Regions from separate parts of the Homo sapiens genome. Here region 1 is linked to region 2. Evidence: read pairs that join two places in POLR2A ChIA-PET (ENCODE). Cell type or tissue: MCF 10A. All regions are shown on one strand. Links, peaks and the distances in the headings refer to the core of each region. The heading gives the core; the rest is flanking DNA. Region 1 overlaps WFDC3 (WAP four-disulfide core domain 3). Region 2 holds the start of SPINT3 (serine peptidase inhibitor, Kunitz type 3).

Region 1 (12,137 bases), core at 1,384-9,383, 260 kb before region 2:
ATTTCTTTTTTTTGAGACTGAGTTTCGCTATTGTTGCCCAGGCTGGAGTGCAGTGGTGCAGTCTCGGCTCACTGCAATCTCCACCTCCCAGGTTCAAGCGATTCTCCTGCCTCAGCCTCCCAAGTAGCTGGGATTATAGGCATGTGCCACTATGCTCAGCTAATTTTTTGTATTTAGTAGAGACGGCTTTTCAGCATGTTGGTCAGGCTGGTCTCAAACTCCTGACTTCAGGTGATCCACCGGCCTTGGCCTCCCAAAGTGCTGGGATTACAGGTGTGAGCCACCATGCCCAGCAGGAGTACAATTTCTCACCAGCCCCTTTATTCAAAACCAGGATGGTTTTCTTCTTCCCTGATCACTTCCTCTCAGAACCTGAAGCCCTGTAACATGTGACAACCTTTTTCCTTCCAGTCAAACCTCTCCAGGTAGGAGGCCCCTTGCTGGTACCCATTGGGTCTGTCTGTGCCCGGCTTAGGCAGCTATCTTGGGCAGCCTGCCCATTAGAGAGAATGGAAGGTTGTTCTCCTTGCCAGGACTCTTGAGGCCCAGCTCTGGAACCAGCCTGGGAATCTGTCTCAGGCAGGTCACTGACTGCTGGCATGTAGGGCTTGGTACAATCTTCCCAGTGTTTGAAGCTGAGGGCTGAATTGTAGGGGCTAAGGGCGAGGCTGGCACCCAGGCACAGTACCTTTGTGAGCTGCTCTGGCCCCTGGCCAGCCCAGATAGGGCTTCCTTTTCCACTGGAGCTTGGCAGGCAGGCTAGAATAGTGATCTCCCGCAGATGTCCCAGAGCCTGCTGGGCTGAGCGGGGTTCCTAGCCTGGTGGGAGGTGATACTGGCTACTGCATTGGTAGTTAACTACTTTTGTATAGCTCCAGCCCTAGGGGAGGGCTAGGCTACTCACCCAACAGGACTGGTTGCTATACCCAACTCTACAGGAAGCTCTCCTTCCAGGGCTATGAAAAATTTCGCTTTCCTTAAGCTCTGACATTGCCAGAGGTTTACCATAGCCAGCGCTGGTCTGTTTGGCAAAGTGGAGGTTCAGTCAGGTTGCCTGAGGGCAAGGGCAGACATTGGGTCCTGCTCTCATGACACTGTTCTAGTCTGAACATGGGTCTGAATCCTGGCTCTTCTGCTTGCTTGCTGTGTGGCCTTGGGCAAGTCCCTTCATTTCTCTGAATCTCACTTTTATTATCTGTAAAATGGGGATAAGGATGTTTAGCTCCCAGAGTGATAATGCAGTTGAGAAGAAATGCATTTTATTTATTTATTTATCTGGGACAAGGTCTCACTCTATCACCCAGGCTGGAGTGCAGTGGTGTGATCTCAGCCCACTGCAGCCTCAACCTCCTGGGCTCAGGTGATCCTTCTGCCTTAGTTCCCTGAGAAACTGGGACTACAGGCACAAACCACTGTGTCCGGCCAGAAATGCATTTAAAAAAGTCTGCAGTAAACCTGCCAGATAATGCTCAAGAGAGCTCATATGGTCATGCCAAGTACCTCTGTGTTCTGGTCCGCCCCTTCTCTGCCTCCCCACCTATCTGATGCCTGACCTATCCGTTTACTCACCCACTTATTCATGTATTCACTGTATATTGAGTGTGGCTACCCTACCTGGCATGTGGGTCTGCAGTGGTGAGGAAGGCAGCCGTGGTCCTTGCCACCCTGGGGCTTGCTCATATAGTGTGACAGACAGGAAATAATCAAGAAAACAAATACATAATAACCCCAAGATGATGATGAGTCATGAGTGCTTTGAAGGTAAAGGAAGAAGAGAGAAGGAGGCTGCTTTCATTTGAGGTTGGAGAGGTAGGCAGGGCCCAGACTTTCGGGGGTCTTCAGGGCTTCTCTCTTAGGCTTTATTCTAAGTGCAATAGGAAGCCTTTGAGGGGGTTTAAAAGCAGGAGAGGCCTTGTCCAGTTTTCATTTTAAAAAGACCACTCTGCCAGTATATGAAGAATGGATGGGGGCAAGTGTAGAAGATGGAAGACCAGTTAGGAGGCTATTGTGGCAGGCTGGGAGAGATGATCGGGGCTTAGACTGGGTTGGAGATACTGCAGACATAGAAAAATGGAAGGCGGCCGAACGCAGTGGCTGATGCCTGTAATCCCAGCACTTTGGGAGGCCAATGCGGGCAGATCACGAGGTCAGGAGTTTGAGACCAGCCTGGCCAACATGGTGAAACCCCATCTCTACTAAAAATACAAAAATTAGCCGGGCATGATGGTGGGCGTCTGTAATCCCAGCTACTCGGGAGGCTGAGGCAGGAGAATCGCTTGAACCTAGGAGGTGGAGGTTGCAGAGAGCCGAGATCGCACCACTGCACTCCAGCCTGGGCAACAAGAGCGAAACTCCATCTCAAAAAAAAGAAAAAAAAAATCCAAAACAAAAAAGCCCCCAAAAAACCAATAACAATGAAAAAGAAAAATGGAAGGCTTACATGTTTGTGAAGGTAGAATTAATGGGACTGGGTGAACAAGTAAGTGGCTGCAGGCATTGAGGGAGACGGGGTATCAAGAAGGGTGGTAGATATTCAGCTTGAGCAGTTGGGTGATGGTGGTGTTCTTTACTGAGACAGGGACAACCTGGGGGAAGAGGTTTTGGAGTGAAGATTCTGATTCTGGCCTGACAGTTGTCTTCTTGGGCCTCCTCATGGCTCACCTCCCCACTGTATGAAACCTGACCACTCCAGATCCCCTGTGACCCTCTGTTTTGCTTATTAACATATATGTATTATCTTTTACGTGGGCTGATGGCATGGCCTCCCTGGGTGTCTGGCTGACCCTTTTCTAAAACCTCACTGCAGGTTGTACAGAAAAGAGTTAACATAACAAGCCTGAGACCGCTCTTCTTAAAAAGGCTTGCTGGCAAGGCTGGGCCTTGGCTGGCTTCTGGGAACTTGGATTTTGTGGGTATTTGTACTACTCTAACTGATAAGAGTGGTTCACTGTGCCTAAACTGTTTGTGTAAACATTGTGGTTTAGGCTGAACATCTGCTTTCCTTCTGAGAGTCTGGAATCTTGGTACGTGCTAGGCAGAGGGTGCCTAAGTGACCAGCCCCCAGTAGAGAACTTTCACAGTGAGTGTCTAATGAGTTTCCCTGGTAGAAAACACTTCACACATGTCATAATTCCATGCTGGAAGAATTAAGTGCATCCTGTGACTCTACCGGGAGGACTCTTGAAAATCAGCACCTGATTTCCTCTGGACTTTTCCCTTTGATGATTTTTCTTTGTATCCTTTTGCTGTAATAAATCATAGCCATGGGTATGACTATACGCTGAGTCCTGCTAATGAATCACTGAACCTGGAAGTAAGTGGTCTTGAGGACTGCCTACACACTGGTGGATAACTTTTCCTAACCTCTAAAACTATCTACCACTGGATCTTCTCTTTTGGTGGAACTGGGCAGAGTGAGTCCCAGTGCTTCTTGGTTTTTGTGTGATCCTTGCTGCAGTGTAGGGGATCATGATGATGTGTGTGTGTGTGTGTCTATGTGTGTGTTTGAGATGGAGTCTCGCTCTGTCACCCAGGATGGAGTGCAGTGGTGTGATCTCGGCTCACTGCAACCTCTGCCTCCCAGGTTCAAGCAATTCTCCTGCCTCAGCCTCCCCAGTAGCTGGGATTACAGGCACCCATCACCACACCCGGCTTTTTTTTTTTTTTTTTGTATTTTTAGTAGAGACAGGGTTTCAACATGTTGGCCAGATTGGTTTTGAACTCCTGACCTCAAGTGTTTCACCCACCTTGGCCTCCCAAAGTGCTGGGATTACAGGCATGAGCCACTGAGCCAGGCCCATGATGTGGTTTAAAGGGCATGAGACCTTATATCAGAGCTGGGGATTTGTGACTCAGTTCTGCTACCATTGACCTCAGGCCAATCCCTCTCTCTAGTTGTCTGTCTCTCTATTTACAAGAGAAGGGGAGTAAGTTTGTTAGCTCAGAGGGCCCTTCTTGGGTTAAGAAGTGCTGAAATTTTACTTTTCCAACAACAACTGGCATCTTTCTCTCAGACATAGTGGCAGGTTGGAGCTGAGGCAGCAGGACAGACTGTGAGTGAGTATTTCCTGGGCTTCAGCTTCACTCCTTTTTTGGTGATAGCTTAGAGTCTTGGGATGGGTGCTGATAGAGGGTGGGGAACCGTCATCCCCATTCTGGCTACTGTTCCTATTTCTCTTCCTGATTCCTGGTAAGCTAATTGTGAGGTGATTAGGGAGCATGTCTTATGAGGAACTGACCTTACCTAGCATGGCAAAGCCAGGATCGTGAAAGACAGAGGATCCTGCCTGAAAGAATGGCATCCGCCAGGTTTTTGTAAGGTCTCTGGGGATAGGAAAAGGCCCAGCCAGATTTCAGGTCAGTATAAAGAGGTACAAAGGGCCAGGCATGGTAACTCATGCCTGTGACGTCAGCACTTTGGGAGGCTGAGGCGGGAGGATTGCTTGAGGCCAGAAGGTCAAAACAAGCCTAGTCAACATAGTGAGACCCTGTCTCTATAAAAAATAAAAATAATTAGCTGGGCCTGGTAGTGTGTGCCTATAGTTCAGCTACTCAGGAGGCTGAGGTTGGAGGATTGCTTGAGCCCAGGAGTTCAAGAGTTTGAGGCTGCAGTAAGCCACCATTGCGGCACTGCACCCCAGCCTGGGTGACAAAGCGAGACCCTGTCTCAAAAAAAAAAAAAAAAAAAAAAAGGTATAAAGGCTGTCTAGCTTAAGTAGGATAGCATAATCTGGCTTGGAGGTAGTGAGGCCCCATTAATTCCAGGTGTTAGAGCTGAGAGAAAGGGATCACGTGGCAGGGATTCATATAAGGCAGGGTGTCAGACTGGGTGGCATTGCTGGGCACTGGTCAAAAGCGAGGTGCTGTGACCCTCTGGGCCTCCAGGAAGCCTGGCCTGGAAAAGGGTAGAGGTAAGTGCTCCATGCCTGGTCTTGAGGACGAGGGCAGAGAGTAGCAGAGAGCTCCTGGCATTGGTCATCTCAAGGTCAAGCTCAGCAAAATGGTGAAATCTGGGACGTATGGCACTCCCAGTTTCTAGGGCACATGGCATAATTTTATGAGATGTTTATGTCACCGGGTTTTTCCACCAGGGAGATTTTTACTCCCAGCCTTCTCAGCTGTGAGATAGAAGGCTTTTGTTCCTTGTTAAATGGATTTCAGTGTTTGTCAAGCAGGTGGGGAGGTGCAGGGAGATGCATTTGGTGGTTACAGTGACCACATTTTCTGAGTCAAAAATCAGGACACATAGTTTTGATGTGATCTCACAGTAGCACAGGATATTTGAAATAGGGGCTGTTCAGGAAAATCTCAGGATACAGGGTTACTACGCCTGGGTTGTTTAGCTGCATGTATTCTCCTTGGATTCCAATACTTGCTTTTTCCATCATGGCAGACTTCCCAGAGCCAGCTGTATGCAATCATACTTACCTGTTCCTACTCAGAGGCACTGGGCCAGTCTTGCTTTGGTTTTCTGCGAAATCTTTAATTGCCTGTCACCTTTCTCTTTACTTAAGAAGCTTGAAATAAACACTAAGATGAATGAGTCATGGTGAATTGGTTTGGTTTGGATGTGGCCTTCTTTGGGTGTGCCTGCGCCTGGGGCCCTGGCCAGTTGCCTGCATGTTTTAAGGATAGTGTAGTAGAAAAAGTACTTTACCGCAAATCAAGAGGCTGAGTGTTGTCCTGCCTTGCTGCTGACTCACTCTGTAGTTCTGGGCAAGATTCTTCTCTGAGTTTATTTTCATAGGAAATGTGTTTGGCTGCACACAACAGAAAATTAATCATATAGGGGTTTGTTTTTCTCATATAACAAGAATTCCTGAGGCTGGGATGGTGGCTCCATGATGCTAACAAGGATGAAACTATTTCCCTCTTTCTCCTTTGCAATTCTTTTTTTTTTTTTACATTTACATTTTATTATTTATTTATTTTAAAAGACGATGGTTAGATGCCACAAAGTAGGTGGCAATGCTTGAACCATATGCATGTTGTCAGGCCCAAAGGCCTCTTCCATCCTTGTCGAGGGGAGTGCTAACCTTCTCTCCTTTCATACAACACCTCTTTGCAATTCTTGACCATTTCGTTATGCTGAGTTGCCTCCTCATTGAAAGAAGGCTACTCTGCCTCTCTGTGTAATGTCTATCTTTGGACTGGAAGAAGAAAGAAGTGAGGGAGCAGTTTGAAAGGGGTATTCCCTGTGTCAGGAATACAAAAGTTTCCCAGTTTATGTCCTAGTTTGTGGTCACCCCTTGTTGCAAGAGAGTATGGGGAAACAAATCATTTTAGCTGGACCTGTTGCCTCTCAGAATAAACTTGGTATCCAGTATCTATTGCTGCATAAGAAACCATCTCCAAACTTCATGACTTAAAGCAATATAGTTACTCTTTCTCACAGTTGTGTAGGTTGCCTGAGCTTGGCTGGGCAGTTCATATACCCACATGATGTAGCTGTGGTCATTCATTTAGCTGCATTCATCTGGGAGCTTAGCAGGGAGCTCAACTGGAGCCACAACGTCCAGGATGACCTCTCTTCTAGGTTCTGTCTCCATGGGGCATCTCATCATCCCATAGCGTAGTTCAAGCTGCTTTATAGCATGGCGGCTGGTTTCCAAGAGGAAGTATTCTGAGTGGACAAGCCCCAGTATGCTAGTGCTTATCAAGGCTCTGCTTACATTACATTTGCTAATGTCCCATTGGTCAAAGCAAGTCAGATGGTCAAACCCAGAGTAGGTATGGAAGGGGACTACAAAAGGGCCTGAATCCCAGGAGGTAAAGTTCACTGGAGGCCACCATTGTAAATGTCTGCCACAGGGAGAATTCAGGGAGAATGTTGGCCACAGTGGGTTAGACCTGAACAGTGTTTTTCAAACTGTGAGTCCTGAAAGCAATTTAGTAATTAGGAAAAATAAGAACTAGAATATAAAATATCAGGGTGGGCTGGGTGGGGGGGCTCACGCCTGTAATCCTGGCACTTTGGGAGGCTCAGGCGGGAGGATCACTTGAGCCAGGAGTTTGATATCAGCCTAGGGAACATAGTGAGACTCTGTCTCTACAAAATAAATAAATAAAATTACCCAGGCCTGGTGGCTTGTGCCTCTAGTCCCAGGTACTCAGGAGGCTGTGGTGGGAGGATCCCTTGAGCACAGGAGTTTCAGGCTGCAATGAGCTATGATTGTGCCACTGTACTTTAGCCTGGGTGATACAGTGAGACCCTGTCTCTACAAAATAAATAAATAAATAAGCCAGGCATGATGGCATGTGCCTGTAGTTCTAGCCACTCAGGAGGCTGAGGTGGGAGGATCCCTTGAATGCAGGAGTTTGAGGCTGCAGTGAGCTATGATTATGCCACTGCACTTTGGCCTGGGCAACACAGTGAGACCCTGTCTTAAAAAAAATCAGATGTATTGCAGATACATGATACACATAAATATTTACATTATATATGTATATAAATATATAACTATATATAAACATACACATGGGACACAATGAAAAATGTGTTTCATATTGTGAGCGTCTCTGGGCTCCAATGCTTTGATTATGTAGCAGAGTTTGGTGGTGAATGTCCCGCTGACCCCCTTCCGTGTGAGGAGCTGTGTGATGGGGATGCATCCTGTCCCCAGGGGCATAAATGCTGCAGCACCGGCTGTGGCCGCACCTGCCTCGGAGACATTGAGGGAGGTATGTTGGCTCTTTTGGGAAGAAATCCTTGAGTGTTTCCTGAGAAGAGTGCTTCTCTTTCCCTTCCTGGGAGGAGCTAGGATTCTCATCCTTCCTGTCCCTCTGGTCCCCCAACCCAAAGCAACCCATTCTTCTAGGGCCGAGGGGCCCTGTCGACATTAAAAGAACTGGGGGAAGGCACTGTGGGGCAGTAGGAACTACTTGGGCTGGAAGACAGACAGTGTGGCTTTTGGTCTTGATTCTGCTGAGGTTTTGCTTTGTGACCTTAGGTAAGCAAACCCGTCTTTTTGAGCCCAAATTTCTTTATCTGTAAAATGAAGGAGTTGCCCAAGATCCTGATTTTCAGATCTAATTTTTAACAAAAAGCTTCTCCCCTGCCCCAAATGAAATCTTAGTTGGAAACACACACACACATATATATATATATATATATATATATTTTTTTTTTTTTTCTTTTTTTTCTTTTTTTTTTTTTTTGAGACAGAGTCTTGGTCTGTACCCCAGGCTAGAGTGTAGTGGCGTGATCTTGGCTCACTGAAACCTCTGCCTCTGGGGTTTCTTCTGCCTCAGCCTCCTGAGTAGCTGGGATTACAGGCACACGCCACCATGCCCAGCTAATTTTTGTATTTTTAGTAGAGATGGGTTTTCATCATGTTGACCAGGCTGGTCTTGAACTCCTGACCTCGTGATCTGCCTGTCTCGGCCTCCCAAAGTGCTGGAATTACAGGCGTGAGCCACCACGCCCAGCTGGAAACACACACACACACACACACACACACACACACACACACACACAGAGATAAAAGCATTCCTGTTCCAATGCCTTTTTTTCTTCAACATTTTAAAAAAACAAATATTTTTGAGTGCCAGGCACTGTGGATCTCCATTAAAGAATCATTGACCCTTGTGCTATCTTAGTCCCTTTAGATTCCCAGGCAGTGCTCAAGGCTGAGGACAGACTCTTGTCCGTATGTAGCTTATAGCCCATCAGGCAAGATAGACATATTCCTTTTAAATAAGGGATTATGATAAAGTTTGATGAGAGGAAGCATACAGGGTGCTACAGGAGCACAAAGCAGGGACATCAAACCTTGTCTAGGGTGGCAGAGGAGGCCACCGTGAAGAAGTGACACTATGAATCCAGAGCATAGGGGGAGGGGGAGTGGTCTGGGAGGCTTGCCCCTGCCACACTTCACCCACCCCCACCCCAAACCTGCAGAGGTGTCAATCCCTGAGTTACCTCTTGGGAACTCCCTTTGGGGCACCATTTGAAAACTCTGGGCTCAGAGGTCTCTTGGGTTCCTAAAGATTCTGAGATCCTCCAGCGCCATGGTTTCCCAGCCAGTTTAGTTGGGTCTAGTGAGGGTCAGGGGTTGATTGACCTAGAGCCTCTGTGTGTAAGTTCACGATGGGAACATGGAGATGGCAGAGCTGATGCCCTGTCCCTTTTCCTGTGCCTGTTGTTCCCACAGGGCGGGGCGGTGATTGTCCAAAAGTTCTGGTGGGCCTGTGCATTGTTGGCTGTGTGATGGATGAGAATTGTCAAGCTGGAGAAAAATGTTGCAAGTCAGGCTGTGGCCGCTTCTGTGTCCCACCAGTCCTGCCCCCAAAACTGACCATGAACCCCAACTGGACTGTGAGGTCTGATTCCGAATTAGGTGAGTACAGTCCATTGTCATCAACAATAACAGACAACTGCTATGTGCAAAGCACTGGCTTAGGTGCTGGGAAGGGGACTTCAGAAGGTCAGGAAAAGTCTAGTTGGAGAGAAAGAACCTATGTCCCAGATGAAAACCCTCATACAAACAGTACAGGCTTACACCTGTTCTCAGGTGTGGCAAACCTGTGTCCCAGATGAGAACCCTCATATAAACAGTACAGGCTTACACCTGTTCCCAGGTGTGGCTCCCTGGGAAGGTCTCTGTGGGAGAGGTGGGATTTGATTGAGGTGCTTAAGGCTAGGCAGATGCGACAAAGGGAGGATAGCACAGGGACATGCCAGATAGGCAATCTGGTGATTGCTGGCAAAGGAACACAGGGTGGGAATGTGTGGGATATGTTTGGGAGGTGAGGAGTGGGGGCAGGGTGGGTAAAGGAACAGACGTATCTCCAGTTTTTTTTTTTTTTTTTTTGAGATGGAGTTTCACTCTTGTCACCCAGGCTGGAGTGCAATGGCACAATCTCGACTCACTGCAACCTCTGCCTCCTGGATTCAAGCAATTCTCCTGCCTCAGCCTCCCAAGGCTGGGATTTACAGGCGCCTGCCATCATACCTAGCTGATTTTTGTATTTTTAGTAGAGACAGTGTTTCACCATGTTGGCCAGGTCTGGTCTCGAGCTCCTGATCTCAGGTTATCCACCCACCTTGGCCTCCCAAAGTGCTGGGATTACAGGCATGAGCCACTGTGCCCGACCATAATTCCAGTTTTTTATAACAGGAGATACAAGGTTGACATCTGAATAATAAGAGCCTTCAGTGCCAGTTTGGATTGGATTGTCTGGGAAGCAAGGAGCTATTTAAGACTTTTGAGAGCAATATAGGCCAAGCTTTCCTAGGGTGGAGGGAAAACATTTCAGGTAGCTGAAGCCAGGAGGGCACAGCTGTGACTTGATGTTTCTTCTACTTGCAGAGATCCCGGTGCCCTAGCTGTGCTGATTTGTCTGGAGCTTCTTTGGTAATTCTGGAAGCTTTTCCTGGCAGTCAAGAGAGGGTGACATCCTGGGGCTTGTGACATTTCCAGGGGCACTCATGGCCCTCTCTGCTCTGCTTCTCCTCCTGCCGCTGACCAGAGCATGGGAAATAGCCCTGGATTGGGTAGTGGGTGTGTGGTGCTTCTCTTTCCCGATAAAGGCTGGTGCTGACCTCTTGTTTGTGCTATTTGAGGGCTCAGATGATATGGGAGAGCTAGAGGGTATGTGTGTGCCTGTGGGATTGTACGATTTACATATTTAGGACAGATGGGTAATCCATTCTTTGTGAGGACACTGAAAATGGGTTTTGGTTGGGTGTGGCTAGGGAAGAGATGGGTGGAAACTAAACTGAGAGTGACTTGCCATAGATGTCTTTCTCAAGCCCTGGTGGGGGTGGAGGTCAGTCTCTTTTAGACCTGCTGACCTTCTTTCTTTTATTGGAGAATGTGGGTTGAGGGTGGAAACTAAACTGAGAGTGACTTGCCATAGATGTCTTTCTCAAGCCCTGGTGGGGGTGGAGGTCAGTCTCTTTTAGACCTGCTGACCTTCTTTCTTTTATTGGAGAATGTGGGTTGAGGGTGGAACAAGGGTGAGTGGCTAGTTTTTTTTTTTTTTTGAGATGTAGTCTCACTCTGTTGCCCAGGCTGGAGTGCAGTGGCGCAATCTTGGCTCACTGCAACCTCTGCCTCTCAGGTTCAAGTGATTCTCCTGCCTCAGTCTCCCGAGTAGCTGGGACTACAGGCGCGCTACCATGCCTGACTAATTTTTGTATTTTTAGTAGAGACGGGGTTTCACCATGATGGCCAGGCTTATCTTGAACTCCTGACCTCAGGTGATCTGCCTGCCTTGGCCTCCCAAAGTGCTGGGATTACAGGCGTCAGCCACTGTGCCCAGCCGAGTGGCTAGTTTCTTATAGATGTTGGAATGTTCCCACCTTGGACCTCCTTCCTTGAGGGCCAGCCCTTGGCTCCAAGACAGGCAGTTTGTCCCCTCCAGGTAGCTTTATTTTAGGGAGGGGATATCCCTAGGTTCTTGGGACCAAGATAATTTTTTAAAGTTATGTTTTTTATTTATATGAAATGGATTATATTGTGTATCTTGGAGATCTTTCATGTCATCACGTATATTCTTTTAATAGAACTCTATGAAATGGGTAATTTATTTAACTAGTTATCTTTTTTTTTTTTTGAGACGAAATCTTGCTCTGTCGCCTAGGCTGGAGTGCAGTGGCACGATCTCCGCTCACTGCAACCTCCGCCTCCTGGGCTCAAGCAATTCTCTTACCTCAGCCTTCTGAGTAGCTGTGCCTTTGACTGTTTTAGTAGAAACCCTGTCTCTACTAAAAATACAAAAATTAGCCGGGTGTGGTGGTGTGATGATATAATGATTTTTAAAAAAACTATGTGCATGTATTCGAGTTTTTAAATAAACAACAAAATGATAAAACAGTGGAAGAGGGATCTGCCAAAATGTTCAGCAGCCCATCACACAGACACTGGCCCTTCCCAGTTCCCTGCAACATGATCCTGGAGTCATGGATGTTTCTGGGTTGGCCACTGCGAGGTTCATGCCAGCCACTCTTTTTCAGATCAGGCAACATTGACATGTCTACTGTACTGAAAAGAGATAAATGTTCTGAACCAGGTAGAAACCAGAATTTCACATGCCAGGATGAAAACAAGGGGGAGAAGGCACAGACACTCAGCAGTGGTCGGGTGCAGTGGCTCACGCCTGTAATCCCAACATTTTCGGAGGCCAAGGCAGGC
Region 2 (12,137 bases), core at 2,374-10,373:
TATCACTGACTGTTTGCTCATGACTCTGTCCATTAGATCCCAGAAGACATCTCAAGTGGAATCTTCAGGTGTTTCCCATGGTACCACGCATATCCAGGACCTCTCGTCTTCTTCTCCTTCTTCTCTCTTTGGAGCTGTCTCCAGAGCCAAAAATGCCCAGAGGAAGCTTAAATCATTTGGAAATGCAGGGAGTGTCTAAGCTGAGGGGCCTAGAAAACTCCAGCAGCCCCAATCCCTCTCTTTTTAAAAACACATACACAAATGGAAGCTTCTAGTAGGGGAAATGGACTTGTCTAAAATCACACAGCAAATGAGTAACAAAACTGGAGCTAACCAGGTCTGAAGGGTGGCAAAGTGTTGCCAGATCCCACAGACTAGTTGGAAATCAGGATGGATATAGTGACTATTTGTGATTTCGATTTTTAATATTCAGTACCTAAATCTAATTCCTACTAGGACTCCCTACTAGGGAAGTCTTGGTGGGAGTTAAAACCAGTATTCCCAGTATAAGAACTGAAAGAGCCAAGCTTTCACTCAGAGAGGATTTAATACTGAGAATTGGTTACATGAATATTAGAATCCCTCACTCCTAGATTTGGGAGTATAAAAGATTTGGGGTTACCAGAACCCAGGAGTTAAGACAAGGGGCCCAGGCACACATAGTGCTCACACCTCTGGGGGAACAGAGAGGTGGGAGCTGTGTGACTGGCACTCTTCTTCTAAAATTTCTGCAGCCAGGGTTGAGACCTCTGAGGGATCAAATGGTACTTGGTCCACTAGGTGGGGAGGCATGGCCAGCTGCATCTCTGAGGAGGTACCATGCAGCTGGTTTGAAGAACAAGAAGCATCCAGAGCCTGGAGGGGTAACTGCTTCCCCCACCACAGACTTGCCTGTGGCACTTCCTTGGCTCTCATCCCCCCAACCCCAGGGACTTTCATAAAGATATCAGTGGTGGTAGCAATGAGGATTGGGGTAAGTTGTCTTACCCAGAGGAAGAGAAGATCCAGCAAAACACTGTAGACCACACCCCTCTCAGGATCCAATTCCTTGCCAACACCTGCCTCTTGTCAGACCAGCTGCACTCCACAGCTGAATCATGGGGAAGGGAGAACTGAGCCCACCTAATTGTCATCGAGACCTGGGTTTTGTGTTTGGAGGGAAATTTCTACCCCCATTCAGTGAGCTTTACATTTCAAAATCAACAAGTACTGCTACCTGGGCTGTCCTAAGATATCTCAGATGTCATATAACAACAGCAGATGCTGAAGAAAATGGGCATGCATTTCAGTACTTGTTTAATACATTGTCTATCATTGATAAGCCACGGATTTCTTTTTTTAGCCAAATCACCTGAGGCAGTAGCTCACTAGTACCAGTACACCAAGAATTCAGATTCTAGAGCCTTCCCAAAAAACTAAACTTTATAAATAAATTAAGCTCCCAAGGTAAGTCTTTTTTGTAAATTCTATATAATGTTCCTTTTTAAAAAAATTTTACTGTGTATATTTAAAGTATACAACATGATTTTATAAGATCCAAGGTAATTCTGATGCCGTGTGAGTTTGGGAACTACTGGTCTAATACTCCTGATTTAATATCACATTCCTGAAAAGTATTATTAAATGTAGGTCACAAAACTTCTGATTCATCATAATTTTGCACATTCTTGCTTCCTTCTGCTATTAACTTTTATTCTAAAGACCCATCCTTCTTAATTTGCTATTTCTGCTAAGTATTGTCCAGTAGAGAGTGCATCATTCATGATTCATCATTTCTGTCCTTTTGCACAATTTTCTCTCCCTGCTACTGATTTCCTCTTTACTGCCTACTTTAGCATATTAATTCATCAAGCAAAATGAGCACATCTTCGGTGTTCTTTCAATTCAGCAGTAAAGTAAAAGGAGGACATGGAGAGGCCAAAAGTATGTTTAACTCCAATGTACTTTACTTTTCATGTCTAAGGAGTCTCCTCTTTTTCCCACAACTCCCTCCCCAGAGCTAATTCACTGAGAAACCTTGTCAAGTCAAGCTTCTCTCCCTCTTACTGTCAGCAAAGCTGACACTGAGCTCCTTACTGCCCCCAAAGCACTCACATGTGCTGGTCCACATGTGTGGATTCCCTTCACCTCAAATCTTCATCGCAGATCTTGTACTTAACTCTGTCATAGCTTTTATCATAATCTGTAGGTATGTATTTAATTGTGACATTATTCAATGTTTCTCTCCCCTCTAGACATTAGGCTCTACGAGGAAAAAGCGTTGTGCCTTTTTCTTACTAGTGCCTGACACAGGAGAGGTCTTCAATGGATATTTGTTGAATGAATGGAAATGCATCGTATAATAAAACACCCCTTAATGTGAAGGACCAAGGGGAGGGGCTGGTTACTGGAACAGAGATCTATATGGAAGGGGTATCCTGAAAGGAGCAAATTGAGGCATCCATGCAGACTGTGGAGACACAACCAGAGGAAGATGGGGAATAAATACCCAAACCTTAGTCCCAGTCTTTCCTCTAATCTCCCTCTGTGCCCCATGGGCTGGTTCCAAGGAGAAGCCAGAAAGCAAGATAACCGTTGATACAACCCATACATTTGGTTTTCTGAGGTATAAAGCAGGGCACAGAAGAGGGGGTAAGTAGGTTCAAAAGGGGAAAGAAAGAAATTCAAATCCATCCCTCAACATTCACTCTTGGGTTCTGTCCGCATGAAAAGTCCATGTCCCATTACGGGGTTGCATGAGTCCTCCTGGTCACCAAATCATTGTGGGTGTCAGTTGGTCACATACCCAAAAGCTAAAATGCTAGCCATCACCAATGTTCCTCATATTCAATTGTGGAAGAAGGGAGGAAAGAGACAACTAACATAAAACAGCGACTACAGACCCCCTCTGTGTGGCTGGTCATGAAGTTCAAGGTGATAACCATAGCTGCCTTCTCCTGGCATCCTTTCTATGTTTCCATTACCTTCTGCCAGTCAGATGGAGTGCTTCACCTGACGAGGTGATCCAAACTTTCATTCCTGTGCAGTCTGAGCCCTTCACAATCTTTCCTTTATGGGGTTCCCACAGTTTTTCATTGATCAAGACTATTGTACAAAGGAGTTCTAAGAGGTGCCAATGAATCCCTTGGGTTCTAGGTTGTGATGGTTAATCTTATGCATCAACTTGACTGGGCCCCAAAATATCCAGATTAAACATCATGTCTGGGTTTGTCTGTGAGGGTGTTTCCGGATGAGATGAGCATTTGAATTGGTGGACTCAGTAAAGTAGACGGCCCTCCTGAAAGTGGATGGGCATCATCCAATCCACTGAGACCTGAATAAAGCAAAAGATGGAAGAAAGAAAAATTTGTCCCGTCTTTCTGCCTCATTTCTTGAACTGGGACATCTCATGTCATCTTCTCCTGCCCTTGAACAAAGATTCACACCCTTGTCTCAGGTCTTCAGACTCAGACTAAATTACACCACCAACTTCCAACTTTCCTGGGTCTCCAGTTTGCAGATGACAGATCATGGGACTTTTTGACCTCCAGCCTACATAATTGCATGAGCCAATTACACACACACACACACACACACACACACACACACACACACACACACATAATCTTATATTGGCTCTGTTTCTCAGGAGAACTAGTATATAGACAAGCTTCCTTACCTCCACTGTATAGCAGCAACCCAATTTCCCCTTGGTTATCAGGATTAACCACCCATCTTGTGCAGTGACACCCTCCCCTTTCTCTCTTTTGATTAAGTGGTATGAAGAGCCAAAAATATCCAAGGGGCAGTGTTTGCTCTTAATTCTGCAAAATCCCAACAGTATTTTCCTGTGGAAGCATTCCTCCCTTGAGCACTAAGACCACCAATCCCACTAAGCCCAGGATTGGGAGGATGAGAGGCAAACATTCCTCTAGTGGGTTATTATTAGATGTGAAAGTCAGAGGAGAATCACTCTTAATCCTGGGCTAAAATTAGAATCATTTGGGGAGCTTTTAAAAAATATTGATGGGCAGTGTGTGGGCATGGGAAAGGGGGTGGGGAGGGAGGGAAAGAGGAAGGTAAGACAACAGATAAGGACCACTTCCATCAGGGACAGGTCAGTGTTTTGTTCTTACTAGAATAGATACTTACTCTGAACACTAATCTGCCCTCCCTGCATGGAACGCTTCTGCCAGAACTACCATCTGTAGACTTATGGAACGCCTTATCCACTGTCATAGTATTTCACACAGTGTTGTTTCTTATCAAGGAACTGATGTCACAGTAAAAAAAAAAAATTACAGCAATAGGCCCGTGCTCATGGAATTCACTGATCTTATTGTATTTCCCAGCATCCTGAAGCAGCTGGTTTGATAGTACCTTGCAGGACGGGGGGCAAGGTTTTCCTGCAGGCTGTAGATGCTCTGAATCAGCCTCCAATATATGGTACCCTTTCTCCCATAGTCAGGATTCATGTGCCCAGGAATAAAAGAGTGGAAATGGGAGTAGGCATTCCTCACTATTATCCCTGGTGACCCACTAGCAAAATTTTTGCTTCCTATTCCCATGATCTTATTCTATGCTTCCCTAGAAGTCTCAGTTCCAAAAGGAGGCCTGCTTTCACAAAGAGAACCAACAATGATTCCACTGAACTGAAAGTTAAGACTGTCATCTGGCCACTTTGGGCTCCTCCTGCCTCTGAATTAATAGGCAAAGAAAGGCATTACTATGTTGGCTGGGGTTATTGATCCAGACTACCAAGGGGGAAATTGAAGTACTGCACAATACAGGTAAAGGAAGAGTGTGTCCGGAATACGGAAGATTCCTTGGGGCAACTCTTAATATTACCATGCCCTTTGATTAAGGCCAATGGAAAACTACAACCCAACCCAGGCAGGACCATTAGCAAATGGCCCAAACCCTTCAAGAATGAAAGTTTGGGTCACTTGCCCAGGTAAAGAACAATGACCAGATGAGGTGCTTGCTGAAGGCAAAGGCAATACAGAATGGGTAGTGGGGAAAAGTAGTTATAAATACCAGCTATGACCACGTGACCATTACAGAAACAAAAACTGTAATTGTCATGAGTAGTCCTCCTTATTTTGTTATGAATATGGGTGTGTATTAAGCAAATATCTTTGTTTTCTTCCCTTTCCTATTTCCTTATTATGCAACATAAGATGTATTGACTTTATTTCATAGTACTTAAGTATTGTTCATTTTACATCATAGAATTTTAAGCTATGAGATATCAAGAGGAGTAAACGTCACTCAAAAACTATGTTCTCTTTGGGAAAGGGGTTGGTGTATTTCCATTGTCTGCAGGATAATTGTATCATGTTAGGTGGGATTATAACCTTGTAATAGTCTTTATTTTAAGATTAAGTATAGTCTAAGGAGATATGTATGGGTGCCAGGTTGACAAGTAATGGACTTGAGATGGCTAATTTTATGTATCATCTTGACTGGGCCATGGGGTGCCCAGATATTTGGTTAAACATTATCTCTGGGTTTGTCTGTAAGGATGTTTCTGGATGACATTGACATTTGAATTGGTAGACTGAGTAAAGCAGATTGCTCTCCCCAGTGTGGATGGGCCTTGACCAGTCTGTTGCAGGCCTGAATGAAATAAAAGTCTGAGTAAGAAATATATATTTTTTCTGCCTACCTGGCTTCAAGCTGAAACACTGGTTGTCTCCACACTCAGACTTGAACTGGAACTTATGCCATTGGCTCTCCTGGTTCTCAGGTCCTCAGACTCAGACTAGAGCTTGCATCATTGGCTCTCCCAGTTCTTAATCCCATGGACTTGTACTGGTGCTGTGCCATTGGTTTTCCTGGGTCTCCACCTTTCTGACTGCAGATCTTAGACTTATCATCCTCCACAATCATGTGAGCCAATTCCTTATAGTAAAAAGAATTTATATATATGTGTGTGTGTATATATATATATATCCCATTTTCAAAATGTTACCATTAGGGGAAACTAGGGAAACATTTCAAAATGTTAACATTAGGGGAAACCATATTATTTCTTACACCTGTACGTGAATTTATAATTATCTCAATAAAAATTTGAATTAAAGAAAATATAGGCAAAATAAAGACTTTCCCATATAAACAAAAACTGAGAGGAGGTGATGCTTCTCGTGGACTAGACTTTTTCCTTAAGACTGAAAGGATATGAGCCCAGATGGTAATTTGGATCCACAGGAAGGAATGAAAAACACCAGAAATGGTAAGTATGTAAATATAAAAGTGTGTATATGTGTATATAAGGGCATGTGTGTGTATGTGTGTGTGTGTGTATGTGGTCTTCTCTTGATTATAACAATGCTATAATAGACATAAATGTAATATATATGACAACAAAAGCACAAAGGAGGGGCAGGAAATAGAGCTATACTGGTGCAACGTTACTATATTTTACCAGAATTAAATGAATTGCCTGACATATGGTGCTCATAAGATGTTAGTCCCCTTCTTCCTTCTACAAAAGAGAAAGGTCATTTGGAGGTTAGAACCTGAAGGGTGAAACTTTATTCTTTCAAAATCCCACCCTTATTTACTTCCTCCTTCCTTAAACCAGCCAAATTAATGGGTCTCAATCAAAAGTAAGTTAATTGGGGCTGGGCTCGGTGGCGCTAGCCTGTAATCCCAGCACTTTGGGAGGCCGAGCTGGGTGGATCACTTGAGGTCAGGAGTTCGGGATCAGCCTGGCCAACACGGTGAAAGCCCGTCTCTACTAAAAATACAAAAATTAGCCAGGCGTGGTGGCACACGTCTGTAATCCCAGCTACTCGGGAGGCTGAGGCGGGGGAATCTCTTGAACCCAGGAGGTGGAGGCTGCAGTGAGCCAAGATCACGCCACTGAACTCCAGACTTCCAGACTGGGTGACAGAGCAAGACTCCATCTCAAAAAAAAAAAAAAAAAAAAAAAGTAGTAAGTGAATTGGAAGCGGAGCAGGGTTGAAATATTACCTATGGTGTACAGTATTCACTCTTCAGGCCCAGGCTTCACCACTGTGCAATATGTCCATGTAACAAACCTGCACATGTAGCTCCTGAATTTATTAAAGTTTTTAAAAAAATAATGTAATGATTTTTCACATACATGCACACACATATGGTTGACATAGGGTTAGTAAGATTCCTGCAATGAATATAAGTGCTAGATAACTAGCTAGGGCTGCCTTCTAGCTGCTCTAACGTGTTTTTAATAAATCTTACACTTGCCCTCCCCTTTCTGGAATTACAATAACACTGCCACCCAGATCTCCTGAGAAAGAGCCAATTCACTGAGTCATGACCAAAGATCCCCAGGGCAACCTGAGTACAGAATGAGCTTTTCAAGGGCCAGGTCCTGTTGCACCTTCCCACAAGGCCTGTTTGGCCAAACGAGTACAGACACACCTCATCAGGCACTGCCCCTCACTGCACTGGATCCTTATCATGCTGTTAATGTTGGAAATATTATTATAATTTTTTAAAAAAGTGTTTGTATCTATTGCTCTTCTGCAGGGTTTCCTAACCTTGGCAAGATTAACATTTGATGCCAAATGTGAGGGCTGTCCTGAGCAGTATAGGGTGTTTAGCAATATCTCTGCCTCAACACACTAGAAGCCAGTAGATGCCCCCAATCAAAAATGTCTCTAGACATTGCCGAGTGTCCTTGGGGGCAGTATCACTCCCTCCCCTGCTTTCCTGAATAGTACGTTTAAAGGCAGCTTCTCACTTCCTGATCCATTGCCCCAGAGGAGGCAACACTGCAGGAAGCTCTCAGCCAAGGATCATCAATAGGCGCCCCCGCCTTTCCTCTGCCTGCACAACAAGTGACAGTCTATTTATTTCTTCCTTCTATCATTATTTTGTTTTCTGATGAACAGATTTGATCACCCAAGAGGGCTAAGAAAGGCGATATCAAGGATAATGCTGGTGGACCCCTCAAAGTGCAAAAGAAGTTATACCAAAGAGATGTTGCAATGTAGGCTTCAGAAGTGCCTTCAAGGAAATAAATGTGGGGTAAACAGCAAAGATCAATAGATAATGAGAGGATCGACCAACAATTGTATAAGCTATAGTTAGAGAAAGCAATGGCCAAGGAATGAGTATCATGGTTCTAGGGAATTTAAAGAAAAGGAAGAGCTATAACTAATGTGCAAAGATGGGGAAAACATTTCTGTAGCAACTAAGTATGCTGCTGATCCAGTTAGCACCCCCATTTTCAAAAAGGCATCATTGCCACACACACACACGCATCCCTTGCAAAAGACATATACCTGTGTGTGCATTCACAATGTGTGAGGCATTTGAATATTTATTGAACACTTGCACCAATTCTGGGAAGTATGCTAAAGCAACATAATTAACCCCAATTTATAGATGAGAAAACTGAGGCTGGAAGACGTTAAATGACTTGCCCAGGTCAAGAGTAGCTGGACTTAAATCAACCCAAGTGTCCGTCACTGGATGGATAAAGAAAATGTGGTATGTATACACAATGGAATACTACTCAGCCTTTAAAAAGAAGGAAATCCTACCATTTGTGACAACGTGGATGAACCTGCAGGTTACGTGAAATAAGCCAGGGACAGAAAGACAAATACCAGGTGATCTCACTTACATGTGGAATCTAAAAAAGTTGAAGTCACAGAAGCAGAGAGTAGAATGGTGGATACCCGGGGCTGGGGGTGGGAAGTATTGGGAAGGTGCTGGTCAAAGGGTACAAAATTTCAGTTAGACAGACGGAATAAGTTGTAAAGACCTATTGCACAGCATGGTGACCGTAGTTAATAACATATTGTACACTTGAAAATTGCTAAGAGAGAAAATTTCTCTCTCTCTCTATATATATATACACACATATATTTCAAAACATCATATTGTACCTCATAAATATATAATGTTTCTCAACTTATGATGAGATTATAGCCTAATAAACCTAGCCTAAGTTGAAGATATCAGAAGTTGAAATGCATTTAATACACCTAACCTACCAAACATCATAGCTTAGCCTTACCTACCTTAAACTTGCTCAGAACACTTATACTAGTCTACAGTTGGGCAAAATCATCTAACACAAAGCCCCTTTTATAATGAAGTGTTGAATATCTAATGTAATTTATTGAATACTGTTCTAAAAGTGAACACAGAATGGTTGTATGGGTATTCCAAGTACTGTTTTTACTGACTGTGCATTGTGTTTGCACCATCATAAAGTCAAACACTGTAAGTCAAACCATTGTAAATTGGGGACTGCCTTTATACAATTTTTATTTCTCAATTAAAAATAAATAATAATAAATATATGATAGAATGCTTCTTGAAAAAGAATAGCTGGACCCATCACAACCTCAAATTTTAAATCTGAGGCTCACTAAATCTCCCTAAAGCATGCTGGCTTTGTCTTTCAAAAAAAATGGATCTCTAGAGAGTCAAGGAAAGGAGACAGTTGGAATGTGCTGGATTCTGGGGGTGTGTCTCTAGAGACCATGACCCTCTGAAGCAAACAAAGCTGGGCCCTCCTTCTACATGGTGCTTTTGATATTTCTATTAAAATATAATGAATCTGCTCCTCCTCCAAGTAGGTGACTGTTTCTGACTTCCAATGTGTTTGTGTGTGTTGTTGCCATAATTTCCTGGGAGCACCCAGATGGGATGGAGGCAGCATCTAATACTTTGCCTGGTGCAGTGTGGGTACTTGATGAATGTTTGTTGAATGAATGAGTGATACGAGGGCACTGAAGCAGACAGACCGGGGTCTCAGTCTTGTCTCTGAAACTTGCTGTCCATGTAACAATGGTCAAAGTAGCATAACCTCCTCTCATCTACAAAATGGGAGTGTTAGTGTTGTGGGATTCCCGTGTAGACTTAAGGGAAGCAATGTGTGAAAACTATTTTGCATGGTGCCTGGAAAAGGAAAGGTACTCAAAAATGGCTGCTGTCTTTTTATTATTGTGAAAAAGGCTTCCACCCTGAAGTGGTACTAAAGTAGCCTGGGTGGCCAGATCAGATAAGGCCAGGAGGAGAGAGGTGAAGCTGTGCTTTGGCTGAACACTCTGTTCCTGAGGCAGCCCAGCCCCATGAAAAGCCTGAGTTAAAGGTGAATGAGCTGGATGTGGGGCCAGGCTCCTCCCCTTGGTCCCTTTTCTCCCTAAAATGGCAACCCCAGGCTGAGCCACTGGCTGAGTGGCACCATGCAGCTTCAGGCCTCTCTCTCGTTTCTCCTGATTCTCACTCTCTGCCTAGAGCTTCGATCAGAACTAGCACGAGGTTGGTATGAAATGTGGGATCTCAAAGAATAGACTGGGAATCAGGCTGGGGGGCGGGGTGGTGGGGGAGGTGATGCAGCACAAACAGAGCCCATTTCTTACCTTACCGGATTGAGAGTCAATTCAGTTCAATTCACTTCATCAGACATATGTTGGGCACATAGTTATGTGCCAGGCACTGTCCTAGGTGCTGAGGTTAAAGCAAAGAGCCTGAGACCCTGCCTTTGTGAAATTAAGATGCTAATGGGAGAGAGACATACAATACCTAATACAAATGATAGATGATCAAAGTGCTATAGAAAATGAAATAAGTAAAGCAGGAAAAGGGGCCTTCAATGTCTGGGGTGGGGCTGGTGGCAGGCAAGGAGAGGTTGGGAAAAGGAGATCAGAGCCAGAATTTGAGAGTGAGGGACTTAGCCAAGTTAGATGCACTTGTCAGAAAAGGCTCCTTCCTGGACCACTTTCTCTGTGGAAGCTTGGAATCTGCAAATGGAAGTGGGGAGATGAAGTGCAGTTATAGCTAAGATAATCTGCTGGAAATGGGGATGGTAGGCAGCAGTTTCCAAGATTTTTAAGCAGCCAGTAGGATGCCCTGTATAAAAATGCATATTAGAATACACAAAAGGGTAAGAAAGAAGGTGAAAAATTATCAAAATCTTACCCTCTGGAGATTATCACTGTCAATGTGCCAGTGAACATTCTTGCATGTGCAAGCATAGTTCTCTGCATGTATGTACATGGAGCTATTAATGATAGATTCTTAGACATAAATGGAACTCTAAACCTCCCAATAACCTTATAGATGAGTGGTTCTCGAGTTTGTCCCCTAGTCTGACAGCAATAGCAGCAGCAGTATCAACTGGAAACATGCTAGTTCCCAGTCCCACCTGATCAGAAACTGTGGAGGTGGGTCTCTCTAACAAGCCTTCTAGATGATTCTGACGCATACTCAAGTTTGAAAATGTCTGCCATAAGTAAGAAGAATGTAGTGGTTTACAGTATGAGCATTCCTGGAGTCAGACACACCTGGGTTCTGGTCCAGGCTCCTCTACTTACAAACTCTGTGCCTCAGGAACATCATTTATAGCCTCTCTGAGCATCAGTTTCTTCTTCTATAAAAAAAGATTAACCATCTTTTCTGCTTTATTAATCAAATAGTCTGATGTATGTCAAGCTCTCAGTATAACTTAGCTCTTAATAGATTCTTGTAAAGCACTTAGAACAGCTTCTGTCACACTCAAAACACACACACAGGGTGTCATTATCTACTTTACATAAAAAAGAAGCAAGTCAAGTGATTTTCCTTTGGTTTAATGGAATGGAAGAGCAGAGAAGCAAGACTGAGAAAACTAAGAGCAGATGGGACTCCAGCCCCTACAGAGTCACCTGTAAGGGTCTAAGGGCCGATGATGCAGTGACTAGGATGTCTTAAGAACATGCCCCTCCACCTCCCACCTGGATTGAATAAGCTATTCTGCCTCTTCCCCATTCTCCTGCACCCTTAGCGTCAGCCTTGCAGGTAGGAGGATAAGACAGAGTCTGAACCTTTCCAAGCCCTAGGCTGCTGCCTGAAGTTCCACCATAGGTGTGATCATTCATCTGTGCATTCACTCATTTTACAACAACCAAGATGGATGGAGAACCTGCAAGCCTTTGCAGTCGAACCATGCTGGGTTTGATTCTTGGTCCTACTGCTTCCTAGCCTGACATTAGGACAGGTACTTCATTTATCTGGCCTTAGTTTCTTCACATAATGTTGGAAATTCTACTAGCTACCATGAAGAGTAAAACTGCCCACATGGTGACAGAAACATAAAAGGAGGGTACAAAGAAACTTTTAATCCTGCCCCAGAGGGGCTCAGTGGGGTGGTGGTGGTGGTTTTCTAT

Evidence for each region. ChIA-PET counts read pairs that join two places held together with the same protein. Peaks named below come from ENCODE experiments on the same cell type or tissue, not always from the same donor. Only the 100,000 strongest peaks of a DNase experiment are listed, where the experiment ranks them.
Region 1: POLR2A ChIA-PET joins it to region 2 with 14 read pairs; 4 of 35 experiments call an interaction of 5 or more read pairs at or near these places.

Annotation. Positions count from the first base shown.
Region 1 is chr20:45,772,618-45,784,754 of GRCh38, reverse strand. WFDC3 (WAP four-disulfide core domain 3) reads left to right here. Exons shown (of 7, transcript NM_080614.2): 5 at 7,546-7,680; 6 at 9,153-9,338; 7 at 10,311-10,542. The coding sequence ends at 10,327. It also overlaps the pseudogene RNU6ATAC38P. Among named protein-coding and RNA genes, the nearest start is that of WFDC3, 13 kb to the left of the region's middle. RefSeq lists enhancers at 743-912, 4,315-4,815, 6,511-6,805, 9,009-9,178 and a silencer at 3,171-3,465. In MCF 10A, for the core only: no CTCF peak of the experiment used is centred there; a DNase peak (open chromatin) is centred at 5,564.
Region 2 is chr20:45,513,647-45,525,783 of GRCh38, reverse strand. It overlaps SPINT3 (serine peptidase inhibitor, Kunitz type 3), which reads left to right and starts at 10,162. Exons shown (of 2, transcript NM_006652.2): 1 at 10,162-10,251. The coding sequence starts at 10,176. The region is part of intron 1 of LOC107987282 (a long non-coding RNA gene); the gene reads right to left. In MCF 10A, for the core only: no CTCF peak of the experiment used is centred there; a DNase peak (open chromatin) is centred at 7,293.